Linked DNA regions of Homo sapiens: region 2 is linked to region 1. Evidence: read pairs that join two places in POLR2A ChIA-PET (ENCODE). Cell type or tissue: endothelial cell of umbilical vein. All regions are shown on one strand. Links, peaks and the distances in the headings refer to the core of each region. The heading gives the core; the rest is flanking DNA.

Region 1 (7,663 bases), core at 1,026-6,025:
ATGATAGAATGGCCTGCCTTCAAGGACTCCTGCGAGCTGGACCATGCTCTGTCAACAGTGACTGGTGCAGGTCCTCTCCTTCCGGGTGAGGACCTCACTTCATCAAACCACTAATAACTTTTGTATAACCAGAGGTGGAAGGAGCCCCAGAATAACTGGCATTGAATCTCTCACGCCCTGGGCCAGATGGGAGTTCAGAATAGATTCAAATTGATTTGGAGAAACACAAGAAATGTAACATTTCTTTTTCTTTTTTCTTTCTTTCCTTTTTTTTTTTTTTTTGAGATGGGATTGTGCTGTGTTGCCCAGGCCAGCCTCGAACTCCTGGGCTCAAGCAATTCTCCAACTTCAGCCTCCTAGTAGCTGGAACTACAGATGCAGAAATGCAACACTTCTTGAATCCAAGTGTTGCGGCAGAATCGAAGTCATAGCTGATATATCTGCATATTTCCTCATTAACAAAGGCTTGGGGGGAGTTGTTTGTTTTTATGAGGAGAGGAGGAAAAAAAGACCATAAAATTCCCAATTTTACCCTAATGGAGATGCCTCCCTTACTAGGGCAATGATAAGAATGGACAAAACTCCAACTGGGTAAGCTGCTGCTGCTGCTGCTTCTTTTTTTTTTTTTTTTTTTTTTACAATAGAGACAAGGTCTTGCTCTATTACCCAGGCTGGAGTACAATGGTGTCATCATAGCTCACTGCAACCTTGAACTTCTGGACTCAAGAGATCTCCCAACTCAGCCTCCCAAGTAGCTAGGACTACAGGCCCAGCCAATTTTTTTTTTTTTTTTTTTTTTCCCCCGTAGAGACAGGATCTCATTATATTGCTCAGGGCTTGTCTTACATTCCTGGTCTCAAGCGAGCCTCCCAAAGTGCTGGGGTTACAGGCATGAGCCACAAAGCCCAGCCTTGGGTAAGCTTCCTTATAAGAAGATTATATTCCAAAGTTTGGATATTCAAGTTCTCATCAGAGCCTGGAAGATGTCCCTATAAGTCACCCAGCGGGTAGAAAGAGCGTGGGATTTGAAGTTAGGCAGCTCTAGGTTCTAACTCCAGTTCTGCCATTTACTGCTGCATAAACTTGGGCAAGTTTCTTTACTTCTCCAAGCTTCAGTTTCCTCACTGAGTACTTTGGGATAATAATATTGATCTCAAAGGGTGGTTGTCGGATTAGAAGAGATAATTTCTACATAGCACTTAGCTGTGTCCAGTAGACAATGGGAGCTCAACAGATGCCAACTGTTGCTGTTATTTTTATTACCATTAATTCCATCTGTAAAGAGTCTAGTGGGGAAGATGTGTTAGCCCTGTTGTCTTTTTTGAAATCCCCTTCTTGTCTCCCAACAACAGGAAGGCTGTAGGATGTTTTAATTCTGCTTGGCATAGATCCATTATGACTGCTAGCAAAATTGGATTGGACATTAGATGTGGAGTCCAATTTCTTCACAGAGTTAACGGGTAAAATATGATCAAGAGTCTCCTGAACTGCAGTGCAGAAATCCCAGGCCACCAGCAGTAACCTTTTCCATGGTATAAATGCCATTAGCCTGGCCTAGTGTATTTAAACCACCAGCTTCCAATTATCTTCTGGCAGAGCTCAAAGCACCTCCTCTTTAGAAGACAGAAAGTAATCATAGTTATCATTCTAAATTGCCACCTTTTCTATGGATTTCCACATTATCAAAGCACAAAAGGACTCTGCATGAGCTTGGGTTAAGAATCATCATCATTTCTACTCTGTATTGTTAGCTATTTTCTCCTTTCCTGAAAATACGGACCTCACAGGTTGTTGATAAAGAAGGAAACCTTAATAACAAAAGACTGCGTTTAATAATGTTCTGATTCGGCCAGCCATGATGGCTCACGCCTGTAATCCCAGCACTTTGGGAGGCCGAGGTGGGTGGATCACCTGAGGTCAGGAGTTTGAGACCAGCCTGGCCAACGTGGTGAAACCCCCTCTCTACTAAAAATACAAAAAAAAAGCTGGGTGTGGTGGTATGCGCCTGTAGTCCCAGCTACTCGGGAGGCTGAGGCACGAGAATTGCTTGAACCTGGGAGGCAGAGGTTGCAGTGAGCCAAGATTGCGCCACTGCACTTGCACTCCAGCCTGGGTGACAGAGTGAGACTCAGTCTCAGAAAAGAAAAGAAAAGAAAAGGTTAGTTCTGGTTTGATGACCCATCTCTCTGTTGTGTTATTTCACAGTCCTTTTCCACTGTAGGTGGCTTCATTTATAATATATATATAATGCTGATGTTTTTGTCCTTCTTGCCACAAACACTAAGCCCCAATTATAATAAGCAGAACCATTTAAGTTTTCATCATATGACCCACAATGGATTTTTTTTTTTTAGATGGTTTTACAAAATTGAGATACGATGGCTATGGGCCATCGCATCTTCTTACCTGTTGGAAGACTTGATCTGGCTGTCTAGGCCTTTCTCTCTGAAACCCAGAACTCATCCCAGATTCCTAGAATCTGGCATCTATACATGCACAAGGCATTGTCTATTACAGTCTATGGTTTATAAAACTATGTCTTTTTAAAAATATATATTTTAGATGCTATGGTGATGAATGAAATGCAAACTAATTAAAATTGTGATTTAAGTCACAAAAACTTATAACTTCTCGGTTTTTGTGATACAAAGATCAAGTGTAAATTACAGAAGCTTTCAGTCATTGGATGCTTTTTCAAATATGGAAATGTAATTGCTACTTAATAAATAATCACAATGAATATTCTTTTTTTTTTTTTTTTTTTTTTGAGACAGAGTCTTACTGTGTCAGCCAGGCTGAAGTACAGTCTCACAGTCTTGGCTCACTGCAACTTCTGCCTCCTGGGCTCAAGCAATCCTCCCACCTCAGCCTCCCAAAAAGTTGGGACTATAGGCGCATGCCGCCACACCTGGCTAATTTTTGTTTAGATGGGGTTTCACCACGTTGCCCAGACTGGTCTCGAACTCTTGAGCTCAAGTGATCGGCCCATCTTGGCCTCCCAAAGTGCTGGGATTATAGGTGTGAGCCACCATGTCCAACCCATGATTAATATTTTTATAGCATTTCCTACGTACCAAGCATTCTTATAGTACCTTACATACACCAACTCATTTAATCTTTACAAGTCTAGGACGTAGCTTATTTTTCTTATTTGTAAAGAATTTAAACAATTTCCCCAAGTTACAAAGCCAGGAAGTGGCTGTCAACCTAAATAACAGATTTTTTTTTTTTTGGTCTCTAAAAATAATGATGTTTATTTGGGAATGGTTATTGCAATGGGAATACCCATGCCATAGTAAACTGTGTTCAGGGAGGCAAAGGAAGACACAAGTTTTTAAAGGAAAAAGAGGGAGGATTGCATAATTGTTTTGAAATAATTATTCTTGGCTGCAAAAATCAATGACGAGTGTGGTACCAGTCCAAGCCTGGACAGGCAGTTGCTGGACAGATGTCCTCGCACAAGTATTTTGTGTGTGTGTAAGGTTGCAATGGCCTTTGTGCAAGATTGTGATTTTTGCAGAGTCTTTTATGATAGTTCTTGCTATCATGGATTTATGCATGAAACTCTCCCTGGCCTTCCTTGGCTCTATTTGCCAGGTTTTCAAAATTTTTCATTTAATTTTATTTAACACAAGTGATTCCATTCTGATTCTGTCAACTTTCATCTGGTAGACCTGAGATTTAAATTCGAGCCATCTGGCTCAAAGCCTGTGCGCTTAAACCACCAGGCCACACAACCCCTTAGCATGTGGCTCTGAGATGCCTTTTGATATTTAAAATGGGTCTCAGGCTTGAAAGTGTAGGAAACCACCAGTGCGTGAAGAATATGGTCAGCCATTTATAGAAGGGATAGTAGAAAAGGCAATTCATTCTAAAATACATTATGGCTGGAAAGAAGGGATTCTCACGTGCATTGTCCACAGGAGTCAAAAAGCTTAGGCTTTGGATCATGGGTGGAAGATGGGATGATGGGATGAGGGCCTGGCATAGTTCATCTCCAGATCCCAAAGCTTTTTATCTGTAGAAGCCCCTGCTCTGAGTCTCCTGTTGGAACTCACTGGGCAGACTGACCAGATGATGGCAGGTGGGTGGAATGAATGACTTACCGGCCGGGGCAGACTGTACTGATACATTTCTGGGCGGTAGGTCGGCACCCACTGCACCCCGGCCCTGGGCCGCGTCATGGTCCCCGGAGCGCTGGTCACCACCTCCGAATAGGGCAGGTGCTGGGCTGAGCCGTAGGCCTCTTGGTGCCGGCTCTGGCCTGCGTGGCCCGCGGATGCCAGGCTGAAGGCCTCCTCCAGCAGCATGTGCATCTGCTGCCTGACCTCGTCGATGGATGGCTGGGAGCTCAGTGTGGAGGTCTCCGAGTGGCCTTTCACCTGTCGAGACCTGGAATAGCCCCGGGGCTCAGGAACTCTGTCAATGTTGGTTTCCTCTATGATTTCAGGCTCAGTCTGTGGGAGGAAACAAAGCCCATTGATGTGTTTACTTTCCTTCCCGTGAAGGTGCTCTGTAATTTACTCTAAAACATTCACTTGGACAGGTGCTAGGATGCATCTGTGCTAATTTAAATTATATCCTACGTGCCCTATCTAGGAATTCACACTACTGGGGTACTCAGCCAGCACTCTATCAGGAAGGCCACACTCTGGCTATCGGTGTGCACTTCAGTTGCCCATAGATTGACCAATGCTGCAGGCTCTGCCTGTTAGTGTAACAGACTCGAGAAATGGCTTTCACCGATGACATTAACGGTACTTTCTAAAATCTTTTAGAGACATTCCCCACCCCTATGCCTTAGGGTATAAGACCCTGGAATGTCTTGTAATCTACACCTGGAGGGGTAGCATTCTAGATTCACTCCCTAAATGGTCCTGTGTCCAGCCTTTGGTTAAGGAAGTGCTGATTGCCTGATGCTACTTATCAGACAGAATAACAAAATCCTGCTTCTAGATCACAGCTCTTAAAGCGTGGTACGCAATCAGAAGCTCTGGGGGTGAGGCCCAGCCATCTGTGCTTTAATAAGCCCGCCAGGAGATTCCGATGCCTGTTCAAATTTGAAATCTACTGATCTAGAACGTTCTCCTGCCTTTCTTCACTGAACCTTTCATTCCAGCGAGCAGCTTCAGTACCAGGGTGGGCAGACAGCTGGAACTTCATAAGCTTCCAGAACAGGCTGCATGGACGGTCTCGTGCTTGCCTGCTAATGAATGCTTGCTTCGTAAGTGTCTGCTTTCTTGCTCTGAGGCTTCTGTGCCATCATTAGGTGGGGATGCCTGTAGGAGTTTATTCCACCAGTCTGGACGTGCATGAATCTCAAGGTGCAAGAACACAGAAGGGAAGAGATAGGGACTGCCAAGGCAATATGGGGAGGCTGCTGCCTTGTGGCGGATGCCACAGCAATAGCTAGACCCCATAAAGGTGCACAGAGAAGATAAAAGACAGGGTGTTCAAAACATTCCAACCAGGAGAGTTACTTTAACTTTCTGGTATTTCAGTTTCCTCATCTGTAAAATGAGGATAATACTGCCTCAAAGGCTTTTATAAGGATTAAATAAAGGTACATCTAAAGATTTTAGAATAGTAGCACATGGTAAAAACAATACTAGTTGCTGTCATCATCATAATCATCACTATTACTTTATTCATTCAACCACACATATTTCCATGTAATTACTATGTATAAAGCACCTTGATATATAAAATAAGCACAGCAAGTAAATGAGGGAATTCACCCAAAATGGGGAGTCCTTCCCTCCTTAAATATTACACATGAAGGTCATAACTGCATTATACTTCATTTTAAAAAGTATATTTACCTTTTTAGCATTAAATTAATACATGCTCATTAGCAAAGAAAGTGAAAATATAGAAAGCACAAAAAAATTACACGTTTCTTGTCATCTTATCTCCTAGAGTTAGGACTTGGCTAAAGTTCAAGATGAAAAGTGAGGTTTTCTATCAGCCTCTAAGTCTAGATTTATCAACAAACATCTACAGTAAGTAATTTAAAATATTGTAATATTTTTATACTAATAAGAGCAAGGACAGATTCTGGAGTAGAATGTAAAGTTACCTTTGCGATCATAAACAAGAACTCAAAGACATTTCATGCCTGGGTGCATGCCCCCCAAACTCCTGGGCTGGGGGACATATTGGGGCTCTTCTGCTCTTAGAAGCTCTTAAGAGAAAAAGCTTAAGGTCGCTGAGTGGGAAATGTGCTCCCTGAAAGCCAGCAGATCTGCCTGTTGAGATGTGGTTTTGCCTGGCGATACCTTCTAGAACACGAATGCAACCCTTGAAAGTTACGTTCTTCACAATGCATAGAACATTCAGAACTGAATTTCAGAGCCTGAAGGGACTTTAGGAGATCATTAAACTCAAGCCCCATTTTACATATGGGGAGGTGACTTATCTAAAGTTATGCAGAAGCAGGCAATGGCAGAGCCTCCTGCTCCCAGCTCCTGACCCATGCACATCCTGCAGCACGGCACTGCCTCTCATGTAAATGTCCTGTTCATGCTGGTTGCTAGCCACACAAGGCCCTTCCTCCCTACATCCAGAGTCTCCCTGATACATAACGGAGGCTTAATGCTCAACTGCTCCCAGGTGGGAGATTAACAGCACAGGGGTGAGCTGAGGTACAATTTCCCCACCCCTGAGCTGTGCTGTGCATTTCCAGACATATTGGTAGATCTATTATCACATGAATTTATAGTTGTGCCTTAGGGCAAAAGCATACTCCTTAGCAACATCTCCCTATTCCCACTGCCCCAAGAGCCCTGGGGTGGGGTAGTACTGGGGGTGGGTGAGTTCTCCGAGTAAGGTTGGTAGGGGAGTGCTAGGCCACCACACATATATATGTTATATATATACACACATACATAAGTGCTACCTTTGCTGGGAAGGTGGAGACTTTTTCTCCAGGCTCCCACTGCCACCTACCCCATGATCCCCAAATGAAGATCAGCCTCTGCTTCCCCCACAGGGTTTCCATTCTGCATGGGGAGTTCCCTTTAATTGGAAGGTCCAAGTATACTCTCCACAGGCTTGATGCGGCCACCAATCATCTCTCGATAGCTACAGATAGAAACAAGACTAGCTCTCATTATACCTGGCTTCCTCTCATCACACTTGGATTTGCTTACTTAAAGTATGACTTCCCCAAGACTGGATACTCCCTGAACCCATTTCACCTCTGTTTCTCAGGAGCCTAGCACAGGCACTTGGCATTCAATCAAGCTTTGTGAACTTAAACTGAAATAAATTCTGTCCACTTCCCCTTGTTAGATAGATAGAAGTTCTAAATTTCTTTTCAAAGAATCAGTATGTCAGTATGCTCAATTCTTTGCCTTCTACTTTTAAACTTAACTTCCTTGTAAAGAAACCTTTTTCGATTACCTGGTTCACCCTGACTCATTCCAATTACCTGCTCCACCCTGACTCATTCCGATTACCTGCTCCACCCTGACTCATTCTGATTACCTACTCTACCCTGACTCATTCCAATTACCTGCTCTGTCATAACCATTTCCACCCCCCCAAACCACTCACCCCGTCACTCTCTTTAAATCAGCCAATCGGAATTAGTTTAGCCTGTGCAGTCTAACCTTAGCCAATAGGGGAACGATACAGCAGCAGAGGCCACATGCGTCAGGGG
Region 2 (7,663 bases), core at 1,400-6,399, 57 kb after region 1:
CCTGGCTTCAAGTGATCCTCCTGCCTCGGCCTCTCAAACTGCTGGAGTTACAGGTGTGAGCCATGCACCCAGCCCAAAGTGAGCCTATAAAACTGCAAGTCACATCATGTCATTGCTTTTCTCAAAACCCCCCAATGACATCTGATCTTTATTCACAATAAAATCCCAAGTCCTGACTTTGGTCTGTAAAGCCTGACATAATCAACCTCCAGCAACTTGCCAGACTCATCTGCCACCACTTCCTCCCTAGTTCATGCCAGCCCCCTTGATCCTGCTTTTCTTTAAGTATGTCAAGAAGTTCCCTCCTCTGGGCGATGCACAAACTGTTCCATCTGTTTCGTACATTCCTCCTGCAGATAACCTCGTGGTTTATACCTCAATCAGGTCTTTCTCAAATGTCACTTTATCAAAAAAGTCTTCCCTAGCTTCCTAGCTAAAATAGCACTATGTCTCCTTCTCCATTTCTCTATCCCTTAACTGTGCTTTGGTTTTCTTCTTTGTACTCATCACCACCTGATCCAGAAATAGATAGATTTTACCTGTTTCTCTATTTGTTTATTATCTATCTCTCCTCACCAGATTATAAGCTGCCCAAGAACAGTAACTCTGTCTTGTTCACAGCAATATCCCCAGTGCCTGATAAACAGCAAATGATCAATACACATGTTAGATAAAAGGAGGGGAGAAAGGAAGGAGACATGGATGATGTAGTTTTTTCAGTCTCCATAGTAGTCTCAGGCAACAAGGGAGTTGACAACGCATGTTGGTTTAGCCAGCCAACGCGGCTTGCCATAGGGTTCATTACCTCTTTATAAGGCTATTGCAAAGTCTTACAATGAGTCTCTTGGCCTCTAAACTAACCTCTCCCATCTCTCATCCACACTGCCATCAAAGTATCCTTCTAACATATAGGCTAACATCATTATCTTCCAAAAGACCTTTCAGTGGCTCCCCGTTGCCTAGATAATAAAGGTCAGATGCCTTGCCAGGCAGTCAAGACTTTCCAAAATTTTAATTTATCTTCTGGTTTCATTCTTCACTACATCCAGCCACTATGAACTCTAAACTCTGGGGACACTCACCATTTAGAGAACAAACCTGTCCCTTTTCTCTCCCCACTCTTTTTAGACTGGATGCCCTTATATCTTCCCACCTATTCAGATCCCACTCACTTTTCAAGGCTCAGCTAAAGGATAACCTTCTCCACGAGGTTTTCCCTGTTCAGAATTAAGTTCTTCCTCCTGACTTTACTACAGCCCTGCAGTCTCCAGTGCAGGCACCAATACCTCATCCTCGGTATTCCAGTTATTTTTCTCTCCGCCTCCTCCATCATGAGACTCCTGGGGTCACAAATCAATCTTACACATTTTTGTAGTCCTAAAGGGATGTCTTCAAAGTGCTCTGCTTATAGTATAAATTAAATATATGGTTTTGACTGAAATCAGAAACCCCTATTGAGAAATTGCCAGATAAAATACAACTATATTGAATCAAAGGCACTGCTTTTAATATAAGTTTAAAATATAAGTGTAACATCAGTGCTAAATTTGCTATAGTAAATATATGAACTAAATCTCTGCTGTTGTGGTTATCAGAGACATAAAACCTTACAAAGCGTAGCCCAGGCTAGGCAGGTATTGTGATTCTCATCATCTCCTTTAGTCTCTTTTCAAATATTCAAAATGAGCATGAAGGGGAATTTTTAAAGAGAACCGTGGAATTAACTTGAGGGCATCAGCTTTTCTCATCATCAATTATTCTCTTGCTGACACAGAGAGGCAGAAGTCAGCCCCGTGCCTACCTCTTCCTGGTTTCAGTGGATTTGGCGGTCTTGATGGTGCTTCCATCCTGAGCGACGTCTCTTTCCTGAGGAGCATCTCTAATGGGCAGTGGGAGAACCACTGTCTCCTGAGTCACAGGGATGACCTCCTCATCTGCCCCTTGCTGGCCCAGGTGTTGCTTGGCATAATCAAAGCCTTGCACAGGCTGCAAAGAGGAAACAGATTTGCAGTCGTATTTCTAGCGAAGTGTGACTCTAACCATGGCTTTAAGAGATGACAGGCAGCAAAAAGATGGGACCAAACTTAGCTTTCTAATTAATAAACAAGAGTTAACTCAAATCCCCATCATTATTTCCGTCTCTTCAAAATCAGAATCCATGTTAATTCCATCCAGCTACAGAATCTCTACAGATAAGACTTGCTCAGAAAAATGAAGACTGTAAACAACATGTAAACAGGTGTTTAAGATCAAACCTCTTTCAAAGATTTTAGACCATGAATTTTAAGTCAATGGATGCTGCAAATGAGAAACAACTCAATTAATACATTAAACAGGTCCTGTGGATCACCTCCTGCCTAGAAATGTTTGGTCACCTCTTCACTCCATTCTCGTATAGCTTTATGTGTAATAGCACATGTGTGACTTTGCCAAGCCACTTGAACTCTGAACCTCAATTTTTTCATCTGAGAACTGAAGATAATCTTATCTGCTTTACTTCTACCACCCTTGAGTATTAAAGTGGATCACAGATCTGAACACAGAGGGAAGTGTGTTATCACATGTGAAGCCGTACAATCATTAATAATGAAATGGAATTTATGGAGTCACTCTTTAATCCAGACTTCGCCCTTAAGTAGGCTGGCTCTCCTATAATGCATTCCTGGGAAACTGGCAAAGTTTTATTGCACAGCATCTGAAATCCCAAGTGCATAAGGCAGCTCTGAGCAAAATCCAACAGACATCTAGTAGTGTGGTAATGAAAACCAAGACGCATATTTAAACAATTCCTGAAAGTGTCTCTATTTTGCTTTACACCCCAAAGCAGTACAATACAGATTTGAGGCAGGACAGTGTGGTGGGTAAAAGTGGCAGTTTCAAAAGCAGATTGCTTGGGTTCAAATCCCGACTCCGTCATTCATTAGCTGTGTGACCTTGGGTAAGTTACTGCAACTCTCTGCTCATCAGTTTCTTCATCAAGCTTAAAAGATGGCCATTGTTATTATGTTAATTGGAGATAGTATAAACATGATACAATTTATATGTTTGTGAGAGCAACATGTAACCACTTTTAAGGGGATGCTGTAAGGATTAAATAAGAAATTCAAGTTCAGCATTTAGATAAGTGCCTAGCCAATAGTAAGTGCTCAATCAATATTAGTTATTACTTTTGCTTTCCTGATAAATCATAGTCCAGGTGAAATGGACAGCAGTGATTTTTTTCAAGAAAATCTGCAGATGAAATTCAAGCTCTGTCATTTAGAGTATATCAGAACTTGATATGATCAGAAGCCCCTCCTTCAGCAGCTAATTTTTATTATACTTTAAGTTTTAGGGTACATGTGCAAAACATGCAGGTTACATATGTATACATGTGCCACGTTGGTGTGCTGCACCCATTAACTTGTCATTTAACATTAGGTATATCCTCCTAATGCTATCCCTCCCACCTCCCCCACCCCACAACAGGCCCTGGTGTGTGATGTCTCCCTTCCTGTGTCCAAGTGTTCTCATTGTTCAATTCCCACCTATGAGTGAGAACATGCGGTGCTTGGTTTTTTGTCCTTGCGATAGTTTGCTGAGAATGATGGTTTCCAGCTTCATCCATGTCCCTACAAAGGACATGAACTCTTCATTTTTTATGGCTGCATAGTATTCCATGGTGTATATGTGCCCATTTTCTTATTCCAGTCTATCATTGTTGGACATTTGGGTTGGTTCCAAGTCTTTGCTATTGTGAATAGTGCCGCAATAAACATACGTATGCATGTGTCTTTATAGCAGCATCATTTATAATCCTTTGGGTATATACCCAGTAATGGGGATGGCTGGGTCAAATGGTATTTCTAGTTCTATATCCCTGAGGAATCGCCACACCGACTTCCACAATGGTTGAACTAGTTTACAGTCCCACCAACGGTGTAAAAGTGTTCCTATTTCTCCATATCCTCTCCAGCACCTGTTGTTTCCTGACTTTTTAATGATCGCCATTCTAACTGGTGTGAGATGATATCTCATTGTGGTTTTGATTTGCATTTCTCTGATGGCCAGTGATGATGAGCATTTTTTCATGTGTCTTTTGGCTGCATAAATGTCTTCTTTTGAGAAGTGTCTGTTCATATCCTTCGCCCACTTTTTGATAGGGTTGTTTTTTTCTTGTAAATTTCAGCAGCTAATTTAGCCAGAGATACAACAGGAAGGTTCCAGCGGATTTAACAATCCAGTCTAGAACTGTGGCCTAACCTGTCAAATCTCACCACTGTGTCTCAGAACAGGATGGAGTTTTATTGCTAACTCCAACATGGCTTTTTTATTTGAGGCTGTCTATAGCTTTGCCATGGACAGCTCCCCCAGTTCCCTGAGAAACTCACTCTGGGAAGTATAATCACCCCCTTCTCTTCTCTGAGACATACACTCTGACCTATGTGGTGATCAGTGACATTCTGAGGCCAGGACCTGGAACTGCGTTTCTGAAATAGGGTTTGCTGAGGGAAGGTGGTCTCTGTTCTTTTCCTTCCCTGTCCTTGGCCTATAAGAAACAGAAGCAAGCCTTCAGATAACTTGGTAATGTCTCTCAAATACTGAATTGCCTGCTCCTTCCATAATCAATTGGTCACCAATTAGATTCAACGTCTGAAATGTTTCTGGAAGCTGACTTTTCCTCCCCAGGTCCACTGTTTCACTATTTCCTGCCTCGGTCTCGTTGCTTCCAATTTAGCTCCTTTCCAGGCCTCCCCGATGAGCTTCCAAAATTATCTCCCTTAAAACACATGTGGTTGCGTCACTCTCATTTAAAATATGAAGGGCCTTGAATGTCTCCCCAAATGCTTTGGCAAGGCATTCAAAGCCCTTCACATGCCAGCTGAACCTGCCTGCCCAGTTTCATGTCCTGTTGACCCCTTTTGTACCACACCCTCACGCCCCCATTATCCTATTCAGTTTTGTTCCAACGATAGGGACTGTCCTTGGTGCTGAACATATAAAGTTAAATAACTGGTTCCTCACCCTCAAGCGGCTCAGTTTCAGCTTCATTTGATATTAATGGCACAGTACTAAAGACAGTATACAACTTATATCATTGCATCTTCACTATAGTTCAAGAAGGTAGGTATTATCATGAGTTCCCAGTTTACAGATGAAGCAACTGAGGTTCAGAGAGGTTAAGCAGCTTACGCAGGCTCACAGAGCTGTGATGGAGTCAGCATTTGAACCTAGGACTATGTGACACAGAGCTGGAACATCTAACCACGATTTGATGAGTCTTCCCACAGCCCTTCCTTTCCTTCTGCAGCTTCCTATCTTGGTTAGCATCTCCTGCCGTACATGGCCTGGCTCCTATGCAACACTCCTGGCCTGTCTGTGAGGAAGTGGGAGGCTCCAACAGCAGCTAAGACTTCCCAAGAACCTAATGATAGGGAAAGCTGGCTCTGGTCCCATCTCCCACTTTCTCTCTCCTCCCTCTGGATTTGGCCCCTTACCTTTCACACAGGGTTAAAGTTATCCACTGGATACTTCAGGTGATTGGGTCAATGATGGATATACACAAAGAGAGACATTAAGGAATTCCAAGCTTAAAAGGTTCCCATTGTTATTAGGTTAATTACACCTGTGTTGTTAATCACAACAATCCCTGTGTATGTTTGGTACTTACAGCATGCAAAACACTGTTATCTCATCTCATCCTCCAACAAACCTGTGAGGTAAGCAAGGCAAACATTACAGCCTTCATTTCACAGATAAGAAAACAAAAGCTCAGAGAGGTTCAGTGACTTGCCCAAGATCACACAGCTAAGTGGCGCAGGACTACTACTCCCTCACTCTTCTGACTCCCAGGGTAGCGGTCTTTTAGCTTTCAACTGGAAAATTACCTGAGATTAATCAACTGCCCATTAGACACATTAGTGACTCCTAACCCCAATAATAAAATATCATGAAGTAGCTATAGTTACTTCAATTCGTTTTATAAAATTATCAAATCAAAATAATCTCCAGTAATTTCAATGGCGGATACACTGCCAAGACCTTTTAAGAAAAAAAGCATGGGTAACAATAAAAGCCAACTTATAGGTAGTATTTATTATATACTAGACATATCTCAAAGTGATGTATATATATTAACTTAATCCTCACAACACTCTATACGATTATTGTTATATCTCCATTTTACAGATGGAAAAATTGAGGCACAGAGGTTAAGTAACTTTCCTATTGTTGTTCCAACGACAGGGACTGTCTTTGGTGCTGAACATATAAAGTTAAATAACTGGTTCCTCACCCTCAAGGGGCTCAGTTTCAGCCTCATTTGATATCAATGGCACAGTACTAAACACAGTACATAACTTTTCTCATTGCATCTTCACTATAGTTCAAGAAGGTAGGTATTATCATGAGTTCCCAGTTTACAGATAAAGCAACTGAGGTTTAGAGAGGTTAAGCAGCTTACCCAGGCTCACAGAGCTGGGTAAGTTATCCTATAGGTATCCTATAGATAGTATCCTACAGATAGTAGTGGGAAAGAGGAAACAGTTGGCTGTTCTTAGGGGGTGACTGGCCTGTCCCAAGCAGATGTTCATGCAAAAGATTACAGACCCTCCAAGCTCCATCCTGCATCTGGATATAGTCCTATCCACCCTCTTCTAAGGTGGCCTCTTCCAGGGAAACGTGATCTCTTCAATTCTATGAAGGGAAAAACTAGAAAAATGGCTGTACATCCAATGACAGAGTAAAGGGAAGTGAACTAGGAAGAAAGGAGGTGACAAAAGTCATGATGCTGGCCCTCTTGCATTTATCATTTTTCACCATTCTACCTGCAGAAGCCCACCTGATAACAATGGGAATGGGGTAGTCCATGGTACCTTGTCTCTGAAGAAGGGTAAGGGTATCCATACTCTGGTCTCGGCTCCCGGGAAAGCCACACTCACCTCCTCTGCTTAGCATGTTAAGTTTATTACTGAGTCTCAAGAAGGATCCCCGGGAGTGCCCTCTGGCACTGTAGCCTGAATTGTAAAGATGCAGCGATGTCCCCAGGACTGTCCTCCTAGTCTAAGGCTTGGCGGTGAAGGCTAACTTTTTTGTTCTGCCTCGTCCTTTGACAATAATTGAATTCTGTTCACACACACAAGGTGGTGAGAAGTGATGCAGGAAGCTCTCTCCTCTCTCCAACACTGCAGTGTCCCTGGGTTGTAACAGCAGAAGAACTGCAGTAAGCAGGAGGCAGTTCCACCCTGCTGGTTTCCCATGATAAAAGGGCTTTGGGAATCAAAATATGTAGCCCAGCCTCATGGAGGGGGAAAACAACCAGCTCCACCGCACACAAGTGAATTCAATCAACTCATGGAACATAAATTTGCTTGATGTTCAATGTCAGCCAGGTATCTCACAAAGCCCAATATACAGAGTAGGACGCAGAAGGAGCTATGGAAAACCACAAACGCTAATCTGTCCTAGCTTCAGACAGCCTTCCAGCCAGAAGCTATGTGGAAATCATGTGTTGCCCAACTCATTTTGGCAGATTAGTACAATTTTGGTTTAATCTATAACATAAATATGCCCCCTTACAATCTCAGTATGGCATGTTTTGTATTCCTGGATGTGGGTACAGTTAGATTCTGGTTATTACCATTATGTCTAAAAGGCTCATGTTGTAACTAAGCTGAGATGAAGA

Evidence for each region. ChIA-PET counts read pairs that join two places held together with the same protein. Peaks named below come from ENCODE experiments on the same cell type or tissue, not always from the same donor. Only the 100,000 strongest peaks of a DNase experiment are listed, where the experiment ranks them.
Region 2: POLR2A ChIA-PET joins it to region 1 with 6 read pairs; 2 of 35 experiments call an interaction of 5 or more read pairs at or near these places.

What each region holds. Positions count from the first base shown.
Region 1 is chr11:33,642,480-33,650,142 of GRCh38, reverse strand. It overlaps KIAA1549L (KIAA1549 like), which reads right to left. Exons shown (of 21, transcript NM_012194.3): 17 at 4,107-4,457. Among named protein-coding and RNA genes, the nearest start is that of C11orf91, 55 kb to the left of the region's middle. RefSeq lists enhancers at 3,705-4,204, 4,205-4,706. In endothelial cell of umbilical vein, for the core only: no CTCF peak of the experiment used is centred there; a DNase peak (open chromatin) is centred at 3,302; H3K27ac peaks cover 771 bases.
Region 2 is chr11:33,585,560-33,593,222 of GRCh38, reverse strand. It overlaps KIAA1549L (KIAA1549 like), which reads right to left. Exons shown (of 21, transcript NM_012194.3): 12 at 1,802-1,986. Among named protein-coding and RNA genes, the nearest start is that of C11orf91, 110 kb to the left of the region's middle. In endothelial cell of umbilical vein, for the core only: no CTCF peak of the experiment used is centred there; no DNase peak of the experiment used is centred there.